Linked DNA regions of Homo sapiens: region 2 is linked to region 1. A link is a contact called in ENCODE Hi-C or POLR2A ChIA-PET data. All regions are on one chromosome and are shown on one strand. Each heading gives the region's core, a stretch centred on a gene start or an enhancer-like site at or near the end of the contact. The rest is flanking DNA. Distances are from core to core; before and after follow the strand shown. Region 1 has its middle 52 kb from the start of CDON. Region 2 has its middle 48 kb from the start of RPUSD4.

Region 1 (5,123 bases), core at 2,131-4,630:
CAGGGGCAGCTATTTCCTGGAAGAAGAAAACAGAGAAGCCCAGAGACAGGCGGCGGGGAGACAGAGGCGGAGACCAAAAGCAGCATGACAGAGAGACAGGAGCTGGGGGAAGCAGAGAGGGCCAAATTGACACCACATGGCTGCCGCGCCAGACCCCAGGGCCCAGCAAACAGGCTTCATGCTGTCAGTTGCCATGGTGACAAACATGCAGGAAATATCCAAGATAACTAGAATAGTGGCAATAACATGTGTTCTGGATAAAACCTTCCGCGGCCCCACCCCCTCCAGTGTATTCGTTGCATTACTCAGGATAAACTTGGCTTTTGCACATTCACCTTCCCCGAGAGGCTGGGGCTGCGGGTCCTCGGGTTGTCGGGTGAAAGGCACGGCTGCCCTTGGGAAACGAGTGGACCTGAGGCAGATTTTTGCTCAGGAAAAAAAAGGTGTATTTTGTGCCTCTCACCTCACTCCTGCCTCTCCGAGTCTGGATTTGGGCACCCATATCCTTCTGCTCTGGAACGCGAAGGCCAAGAAGAGTCTGAATTCCTGTTTGAGGTCACATAGCAGGTCTGAGGACAGAGGGGACATCCTGGGAGGTCCTTCAGGAGCCCACAAAGCATCCCAAGGGAGTTCAAGATCCATCAAGAAGCCAAAGCTAACGTGAGGGCGCCTGAGGCCGTGTGCAAAGCTGGACACCCTGGCAGTGCCGGTGCCTCTGCTGGGGCAACACTGCCTCCACTCCCGAAGCAAGGGCAAGGTATCCCGGGGGAAGAGGCAGAGAAGGGAGGGAGGAACAGGGGCGCTTTGGGGCAGGTGACTCTGAGAAAAGGAAGAAAAGGACAAGTTTGGCCTGGTATTCACACAGAAAAGTGACTCCCACACCTGAGAGAATGGAAGGAAGTAAGGGGGACATCTCAGAAGAGAGCAGAGCCTCCTAGAAAGCACCCCCTATTCCCCCAGCTCCTAAAGATTGACAGAGGGTTGGGGGGGGCGGGCGTGCCAAAGTCACCACTAAAGGCCCAGCTGGAAGCCAGCCAAGACAGTTGGTGCCCACCAGACTGTTTGGATTCCCCCTGCACTCTCTGGGTTGCTGGCAGAAAAGATTCCGTGGAAAGGACGCGAGATTTCAAGTCCTGCCACCTACTGCCTGTACAACCTCAGTGAGGCCGGTGACTTCCCAGGGCTTCCATCCTCTGCTGGGTGGAGCTAACACTAACTTATCTCTCCAGGCTGCTAGGCGGAGTAAATGCCACAGGGCACGTGGGAGCACTTGGCACATTGTAAAGCTCTGTGTCCAAGCTGTTGAATGCTGTTGTGACTCAGGCAGAGAGCAGCAGGCAGGCCAGGGAGAGGTTGCAGGCAAAGGTTCATGTGAGGAGACTCTGGTTTTTCTAATGACACTACACCCAGATTTTCCGATCTAAACAACCAGCTTCAGTTGTGATTTCCCATGTTGGAAAGTTTCTGGAAAATGATCCATGATAGAAATGGGTTTGGGAATGGTCCACCTGGACACAGTGGCCCTTACTTGGCTTGGAGCATTCCCCTTGGGAATGCCAGAACCAATTCGTGGCCTAGTGGGACAAAGGGAGCCGTTCTACCCAATGACCCTTGCTCCTGACCCTCTTCAGTGACCACAATCCCAGCCAGCACCCCTCCACCCCCCACCACCAATCGGGAGCATGAGCCAGGTCTGGAAGCGGCCCTTAAATGACCTTTTAGACCCAAGTGAGGTTTCCCAGCTCCCTTGGGAATCTAGGGATCTTACAAACTGAGATGAAACCAGATTAGCTTCCATTTTTGCTGTTGGGAAGAGTGAAATTCACCCCACTCATCCCAAGTTCAAAGCCTTACTTTGGTACCATGTTGCAAGGAATGTGGATGGAGGTGAGACAGAGACAGGTAGGGAAAGCAAGAAATGGCTCAAGCCTTGGTGCTCAGCTTCCCCAGTAACTGCCAAGTGTAGGGAGGGACTGGCTCAGGGAATCCTGTTCCCCAAACCCAGGACCAAGACAAGACCACTGGAGGAGCAAGGAGCTGTCAGCCCCTCACAGGTGGCACACCAGCTGGGCATGCAGGGGAAAAGGCAGACCGAGGCTGGGCCCAGGACCTCCACCATCCTGGCTCCGGGGGAGGACAGCAGGAGGCCTGGTCGGCAGAACACCACCCACCACCTCCCCAGCTGGCTGCCTTCTCTGTATCTGGTTTCACTCTCTCCACACTTATTTGCCACACCAGCAGAAGAGGCAGCTTCAGTGGCAGAAGTCTGGGTGTGTGTGGTGGGGGTGGGGGATGATGGGGGCAGAGGTGGGTGGTGGAGTGATGGGGTAGAAGGAGGACCCAGACAATCCCAGTTGCTTCTCCAAACACTATCAGGAAAGTTCAGAGCAAATAAGAGCTCTAGATGGCTGGAGCCCAGAGGAGGGCCTAGTGCCTGCCTGCACCCTGTCTTCACAATTCCCTAGGGTGTTTGAGAGAAGCAGAGGCAAACTGTCCATTACAGAAAAGCCTTAACCTGAGAAGGGGGAACCCGGTCTCCCTTCCCTACTCCATAGCCCCAGCTGGGACTCCAGCCCAAGCGCCGTGGAAGGTGTGGGCAGAATACAGAGGCACAAAATCTGCCCCAAAGACTTCGGGGTATGGTGTTTCATGGTCCCAGGGTAGGGACATAGTGCCGGCAGCCACTTTTTTTCTGTTTGCCAAGGAGCTTTCTCCCTGGGGATTAACAGGGCCTTCCTGCCACCCCATCTGGCTGGTACAGGAGCCAGAACACCACCCCTGGCTGCCAGCCAGCCTGTGTCGGGGGAGCCAGGGCTCTCTCAGAGACTTACAGACGTGGTGCTGGGGCCTTAGGGCAGGAAGAGGGAGGCAGAGGCCTCTGGGGCCACCCAGCTGGGAAGTCCTGACCCTGAAATTCAGCCAGTCCCTACCTCTGGCCTGTGGCTGAGGGTGGACAGGGAGTCAGGAGGGTCTCTGTTTTGCCTTCCTCCTCTCTCTCTCTCTCTCTCTCTCTGTCTCTCACTCTCTCCTGAAGATAGGGAATATATAACCAATCTATAACCTGGAAGACTGAGGACAGGAGACTAGGAGGCAGTGGACTTCAGTCTTGGTAAGATGTGATCGCCCGTTGGAAAGGCCAAGCCTAACTAAGGGTGGACAAGCTCTTGGACAGGGTAGGAATGGGACTGAGAACCCACTGTCTCCTCCTCATACCACTGCCCACATTTTATCCACTTTCTCTCAGGGACCCCCGAGACCCCGTAGCCAGGAACCCTCCCCCAGCCCCATGAAGGGAAGGAGGGCCCACTGCCCTGTGGGGTAATGAGCAGCTCCACCCTGCTTGGGAGGAGGGTCAGTGAGAGAGCCGCTGGCACATCAAAGAAGGCAGGGCCTGTGTCCCGGAAGGCAGCTCTCAACAGCCAGCAGCACCCATAGAATGGGACCACGCCAGACGGCCCCCAAGACCAATTCTCATCTCACGCTATGTGCCCCCCACCAAACGGCTGTAGCCTGCACTTGTCTGTCCGATCACCCTTCCCTGCACTGTGCTGAGTAAACAAACACAGCACTCAGGCAGCCCTCTGCTGGCAAACACGTCTGACTTAGCAACCGCTCCTAGAATAAATAAACACCACACGCTTACACACACTCAGACACACTTGCTCGTGCTCTTTCCTGGAACCGGGGACTGCTCCCTGTCCCACGTGCGGCTCCCACTGGGCCCCAGCCTCAAACAGGCTACATCAGAGTAGTGCCTGAGACTGTCACCCTTTGCCTGGGTGTGGGGATGAGCTGGGGCCTCAGGTGCACAGAGACCTGGACCCAGGCTTGGAGCTTCCTCAGGCAGCCCACCAGTCCCGGGGGGGGTGGGGGGTGCTCTGTTAGGAGCCACTCATCCTGAGGGGACCACCGGAATGAGACTCTAGACACTTGGAACATTACAGAAGTAAAAAAACCTTCGACATGATCCAGTCACCGGCTCAACCAGCAAAACCTCCCGCAAGCAGGGGGTGACCCGAACCCCAAGGATAGGCCTCACAGAGCCTCACAGATCAGAACTCGGGCCCCAAATCCTTTCCACTTCCCCACAGAGGCCCCCCCTCCCCCCATCCTCTGGATTCTTTTCACAGTTGTGTCCCTTCGGGGCCGGGATAGTTTAAGGGGGAAAACACCACCCAGATGGCAGATTCAGAGATGACAATTGGGCAGTAAAGCCTCCCGCTTAGTCCTGGAAGGACCTTCTCAGCAAGGTCCTGCTGGCCTTTACCCTTCCCTGGGAGCTTCCCAGGAGGTATCCTTGCCCTCTCCTTGGGAAGGGTGGCGTCTTGAGACTGCCAGCCCTGCAGTAAGTGCCAGGTATCCCTAACAAGAAGTCAGATGAAAATGTCAGTTACCTGGAGGCCTGTATTAAATCTAGGGGAACAATACAGGAAAAATCACTTAGGCCAAAGAGACTGGAAGTTACCCCCAGGAATTTGTGTTTAATACGTAAGAAAATGCAGGCGCACCGAGGCAGGGGTGGTGGTAGCATCCATTCCTGCCTTGAGAGACAGCTACAGACCAAGACAGGCCTGGCATCCGGCAGAGTGGCACAGCAGAGGCATCAAAGCTTGAGCTTCGGGCAGATCTGGTTTCAGATCTCAGCTTTTCTCTTATTAGCTGTGGAGGACTGGGCAATTTACCTCATTTCTTCTCTCTATAAAGTGGGGGAAATTCCCCTCTTTCATGATTGCTGTAAAGATTAATAAGATGGCATATATAAAGACGCCAGCACTAGCACCCTTGCCTTCAACAGTGACTGACAGAGATGGCATGATTTAAAATCCCACCCTTTGTTAAAGCTGGAAAAAACATATTTACGGAGTTGAAGCAGAATATGTGAGAAAGTGCATTATAATAAAAACGACCTACAAAATTGAGGCATTATCATTTAAAAGTTTCACTGTTCAGATTAATCTGTACTTTGTATATTTCCAAAGCCCAAGCCTTATTCAATGACTGCATATTGTTACTATAATAATTGTAGTCAGGTACAATAATTGTTCATTAAAATAGCAATAAAAGTTGAATGAAAAAATTCATCTTGTCAGTCAAGAGAGTACTGTTAATATAATAATTGTAGT
Region 2 (5,259 bases), core at 1,259-3,758, 47 kb after region 1:
TTTCCTACTACCGTTTACTGCAAGGGAGCCAGCGCAGCATCCTCTCAGCTTTGCTTGGCCTCAGCAGTGAGTTGAAGCTCGGCTTGGCCAGCCTGGGAGAGCAGGGACGGCAGGGCCTGTGGATGGGACGCATCACAGGTGGGTCCTGAGCTCTGGGGTCTGTGATTCAGTTTCTCCTCCCCCAGTTCCCCAGATTCCCTGTCCCCTTGGACTTCGGTGTGTACTTACTCCAGCATCCCTCATCTCACCCGCGTATAAATACAGAGAAGGAAAAGAGTTTCAGAACGGAGGCAGTCGTTTCAGAATGAGTTGGATCATTTGCCAGGTGAAAGGACCGCCCGTGATGTCCTATAGTGCCTTGGTGTGCCATCACCTCCAGGCAAGGGTGGCACACGGGAACTGTGCATGTCCCCTCCCCTTCCACACTTCACTGCAGCCAACCAAGGCTTTGCTTCCCGGTAGCCTCTCCCAAGGCCCAAGGCGGCCTGGCTGACAAAGGACAGATCACTGCCCCAAGGAAAGGGCATGGAGAACAGTGGCCCATGTGAGAGAGGGGTGTGTGGACAGAGGGGGCATCTGAGGACAGGAGGCGAACCCAGCTCTGATGTGGTAAGGGCTCTCACAGCCCTGCAGTCCCCACACCCAGTCACCCTGCAGCAACCAGGCGAGGAGGAGGAAGAAGGCTCCGTCCAAAGTGGGGCTAAGCTTGCCTCTTCTGACCTATAGCATCAGAGAATGGTGACCCTACCCATGCCGCCCCGCCGACCACAGTTAGGCCCCTTTGGAGCGGCGTGGGGTGGGGACCCAGCAGGGTTGGCAGCATCCGCTTCAGGGCTGCACGCTGAACAAAAGCAGGGCGAGCTGGAAGCAGATGCTGGCACCTAACAGAGCAAACAAGTCACTCCACCTCTCTGTGCTTCCGTTTCCCCCTGCCCTTTTTTTTTTAATACTTGAAGTTCTAGGGTACATGTGCACAATGTGCAGGTTTGTTACATGTGTATACATGTGCCATGTTGGTGTGCTGCACCCATTAACTCGTCATTTACATTAGGTATATCTCCTAATGCTATCCCTCCCCCTCCCCCCACCCCATGACAGGCCCTGGTGTGTGGTGTTCCCCATCCGGTGTCCAGGTGTTCTCATTGTTCAATTCCCACCTATGAGTGAGAACATGCGGTGTTTGGTTTTTTGTCCTTGCGATAGTTTGCTGAGAATGATGGTTTCCAGCTTCATCCATGTCCCTACAAAGGACATGAACTCATCTTTTTTTATGGCTGCATAGTATTCCATGGTGTATATGTGCCACATTTTCTTAATCCAGTCTATCACTGATGGACATTTGGGTTGGTTCCAAGTCTTTGCTGTTGTGAATAGTGCCGTAATAAACATACGTGTGCATGTGTCTTTATAGCAGCATGATTTATAATCCCTTGGGTATATACCCAGTAATGGGATTGCTGGGTCAAATGGTATTTCTAGTTCTAGATCCTTGAGGAATCGCCACACTGCCTTCCATAATGGTTGAACTAGTTTACACTCCCACCAACAGTGTAAAAGTGTTCCTATTTCTCCACATCCTCTCCAGCACCTGTTGTTTCCTGACTTTTTAATGATCGCCATTCTAACTGGTGTGAGATGGTATTTTCCCCTCTTACAATCAGGATAAAGAAACTCCTTCCTGTGGTTGTAGCAAGAGTGAAATGTGTAACCTATGTGAAGCACTTGGAATGGGCCAGGCACACAGCAGACACTCAATAACAGCAGCTGTTAGATCTCAGCAAGGCGGGGCAAGGAGCATGAGAGGGCGGCTGGGGAGAAGGGAAAGGAAGGCTTGAGGCAGACACTGGCCTTGCTGCCTCCATCTGCACACTGTGAGTGACCTGCCAGGTGCAGCGGCTGTGATCACCTCCAGGAATCTCCTGGCCCTCTTCTCAATCTTCCTTTAGAAAAACAGCCAGAGGAATCAAATCTCCTCTCTCCACTGGGGTCCTTCAGCCCCGGCTGCCCACCCCCTTGATTCTGCTGTCCAGCCCCTAAGGAGAAGGTATGGATTTTGGAGGCAAACAAACCTGGGTTGAATTCCCTATTCGGCCTGGAGTGGGCTGTGTGGACTTGAGCAGGTCTTCACACCTGGCAGGAACGCGACCACCGCCGGAGAGCCATCAGGCCCTTGGGACGATCGGGGTGCCCTCCCCACAAATCCCCAGCTCTGTGTGACCCAGGACAAGTGGCCCAGCCTCACACAGGCAGATTCTGCTCAGATCAAAAGCAATCACGAGCACAGGGCCTCAGGGCGATGGGCAAGACATGGGACCCCAGGATTGCTACAGTGTTCACTCGGAGGAAGCAGGAGCCTGGCTAATTCCCCGCTCACTGGCAGACTTTTCCAGGGGCGGCACGGCCAAGAAACTTCAGGTCCCTGCCACGAGGAGTGCGGGGGAGCGCGGAGCAGCTCACAGGAATGGCATCTTATGCCTTCCAGAAAGAGTGAGATTGATGGCACTTTTCAGGCCTCAATGAATCACACTCCCATGTGACCGCCTTAGCCTCCTGGCAGCAGATGTACTCAGCAGTCACTGTCCTCAACAACAGCACGTTTCTCACACACCCAGATGCACACGCATTGGCCGAGGGTCTTCCCAGGAGGCACTCATGACCCAGCACCCGCGGCTTGAAGTGCACGTATGCAAACCGGCACAGCCCGTGCCTATGTCAGGCATAGCTGCGGCCAGCTGCAGCTCCTGAGACCCAGGCTGGGGCCCCAGGGCACAGAATGCCCAGCGGACCGCAGCTCGGACAAGTTCCCGGCCCCTCTGCCCTAACCCCTTCCCTGCAGAGAGAGTAGGCAGAGGGAGGGGCAGCCTGAGGGAGAAAACAAACTTCAGACTCATTATCCCCAGGCCCAATCTCTGCTCTCAGCACAAATAAAGGTCTCTAATCCGGAGTGAAAAGCAAACACAGCTCCCCTCTTCTCCCCCTGTCTCCTCCCATCAGGCTCGGGGCCCTGGCTCCTGTTTTCAATACAAATATTCAATTAAACTTTCCTAGAGGGTCCAGTAATTGGGTCCCAAAGGCAAAGGTTCCCATAGACAGAGTGAGACCCCGAGACAGTGAGACCCAAGAGGGGCAGACGTACCCGGCGACAGAGAGCAACAGGCAGACCGGGAGACCAGGCAGAGAATGGGAGGCCCCAGAGGGAGGGGTCTCAGATTTGCCCGGTAATCAGGAAACCCTTTCCTAGAGCTCTGTGCCCTCAAACTCTAGCTTCCTCTGAACTGCCCTGAGAGAGGAAATGAATCTTCAAGAACAGACCACAGGGCCCCAGGTGCGGTGGCTCACACCTGTAATCCCAATGCTGTGGGAGGCCGAGGTGGGCAGATCACCTGAGGTCAGGAGTTTGAGACCAGTCTGGGCAACATGGCGGAACTCTGTCTCTACAGAAAATTCAAAATGTAGCCAGGTGTGGCTACTCAGGAGGCCGAGGCAGGAGAATTGCTTGATCCTGGGGGATGGAGGTTGCAGTGAGCCAAGATCGCACCACTGCACTCTAGTCTGGGTGCCAGAGCAAGACTCCGTCTCAAAAATAAAATAAATAAATAAATAAAATAGACCAAGGGCCTGCAGCGATGTGCTTGTCCCCGTCACAGCCATCTTCTTCATCAGCAGCTCTTGTTCCATCAGCCCTGAGCCCTTCCAGGGCCAACAGCCTCTCCTAGCATTTACCACATTTAAATCAAAACACTATAGTCCAGCCCAGCACCAAATCCTTTTAAGACCTCTCCACCTTTGATCTGAATTGCTACTACTATAATCACTCCTTTTCCTGCAGTTGCTTAAATGGAATGGCCTCAAAAGCAGAAAAATTTTTCTACTCCTATGAAAAAACTGAGACCTGGAGAGGAGGAAAATCTGGCCCAAGGTCACCCTGCAAGTTAGCGCCTGAGCATGACCAGACCCCAAGGCTTCTGGTGCCCCGTAGATTATTTTTACCTGGTTACTGTCAGTCAAGCCTGGAGAGGGGATGTCTGAGTTCCAGCTCTAGCCCCATGACTGGTCAGCTGTAACACAAGGGAAAGAAACTCCATCCTCAGCAACTTCCACGGATCCATTTCCTTAATCAGAAACTTTCTCCTGCAAGCCCTGAGGACGCTTAAACACCTAAGACACCAGGATTCAATAAATTAAGAAATGGTCGGCTACAGTGGCTCACACCTGTAATCCCAGCACTTCGGGAGGCCAAGGTGGGAGGATCACTCAGAGCCAGGAGTTTGAGACCAGCCTAGGCAACACAGGGAGACCTGGCCTCTACAAACAAACAAACGAACAAAATAGCCAGATATGCCCTGTAGTCCCAGCTGCTTGGGAGGATCACTTGAGCCCAGGAGTTTGAGGCTGCAATGAGCTATGATCCATGCCACTGCACTCCAGCCTGGGTGACAGAATGAGACCCTGTCACGCCTCTTCGACCCCGCAAAAAAAAAAAAAAAAAAAAAAAGTAAGGAGACTGGATACAAGGTGACTTTTAAAACACAGGGAGGAAGTGAGGTTAGTAATTCATGCTCCCTTCTCTTCCTTTCCCTCCTTCCCTTGGTTCCATCTTAACAAGTCAAGTTACAAGCCAGGCTGGGGGGTGGAGTAGGGGACTAAAGAAGGAGCCCAGCTGGCCCTCCTAATTAAAAACCCTAAAGCTCTCTCGACAGATCTGCCTGACAGTGTGGGATTGACTCCCTTAGCCCAGCACGGGCTGCACCTGGAGGTCTCTGCTCATGACCTCTAGATGAAGGACAAGGTTGACTGGAAAAGGAAGAAGTGAGAGGAGGGGCGGGAGCCCCATCATCAGAGCAGGAGACAGACTCCTGGGCAGCTGGCTGGAGCTGGCGTGGGATCAACACCCTGGGATGGGGCCCCAGAGGGAACGGATGGGCCTGGGTGTTGGGGCCTCCGCTGAAGGGAGGTAACAGATTGATTTCAACTGGACTTTGCCTGGATTTCCTCGTCTCGTAACCCGCACTGGTTGGATGGACGGCTGTCTGGGGCCTCTTCGAAACCCAGTTTATCAAACCTTCCCCAAAATGTTAGGTCAGCATCTCAGGACCCAGTGACCCCAAATTTCAGAAAAACTTGAGGGTTACCATTCAGCCCAAACATGCTCATTCATGGTAACCCAAGCAGGCTGGAGGCCTCCGGGCAGGCAGGGCACAGGCTGCCCCCGACCAGAGCAAAAAGTCAGCGCGTGCAGTCGGCTGGGGGAGAGGGAGA

The links. Hi-C counts contacts between places; a loop is a spot of excess contacts on that map. ChIA-PET counts read pairs that join two places held with the same protein, here RNA polymerase II (POLR2A). Pooled maps may share reads with other maps.
Region 2: a loop to region 1 is called in a map of sigmoid colon, with 4 times the contacts of the local background. The contact joins two enhancer-like sites. A Hi-C loop is called at or near these places in 4 of 168 maps with a recorded cell type or tissue (PC-3, chondrocyte, endothelial cell of hepatic sinusoid and 1 more) and 3 of 50 pooled maps. POLR2A ChIA-PET finds 5 or more read pairs at or near these places in 6 of 52 experiments (A673, H1, HepG2 and 3 more).

What each region holds. Positions count from the first base shown.
Region 1 is chr11:126,112,516-126,117,638 of GRCh38, forward strand. No RefSeq gene overlaps it. Among named protein-coding and RNA genes, the nearest start is that of CDON, 52 kb to the left of the region's middle. Within about 2 kb of position 3,381, at least 24 of the 41 ENCODE cell types and tissues checked have a DNase peak (open chromatin) inside an H3K27ac peak, as active enhancers do.
Region 2 is chr11:126,160,708-126,165,966 of GRCh38, forward strand. No RefSeq gene overlaps it. Among named protein-coding and RNA genes, the nearest start is that of RPUSD4, 48 kb to the right of the region's middle. RefSeq lists an enhancer at 1-476. Within about 2 kb of position 2,509, at least 3 of the 41 ENCODE cell types and tissues checked have a DNase peak (open chromatin) inside an H3K27ac peak, as active enhancers do.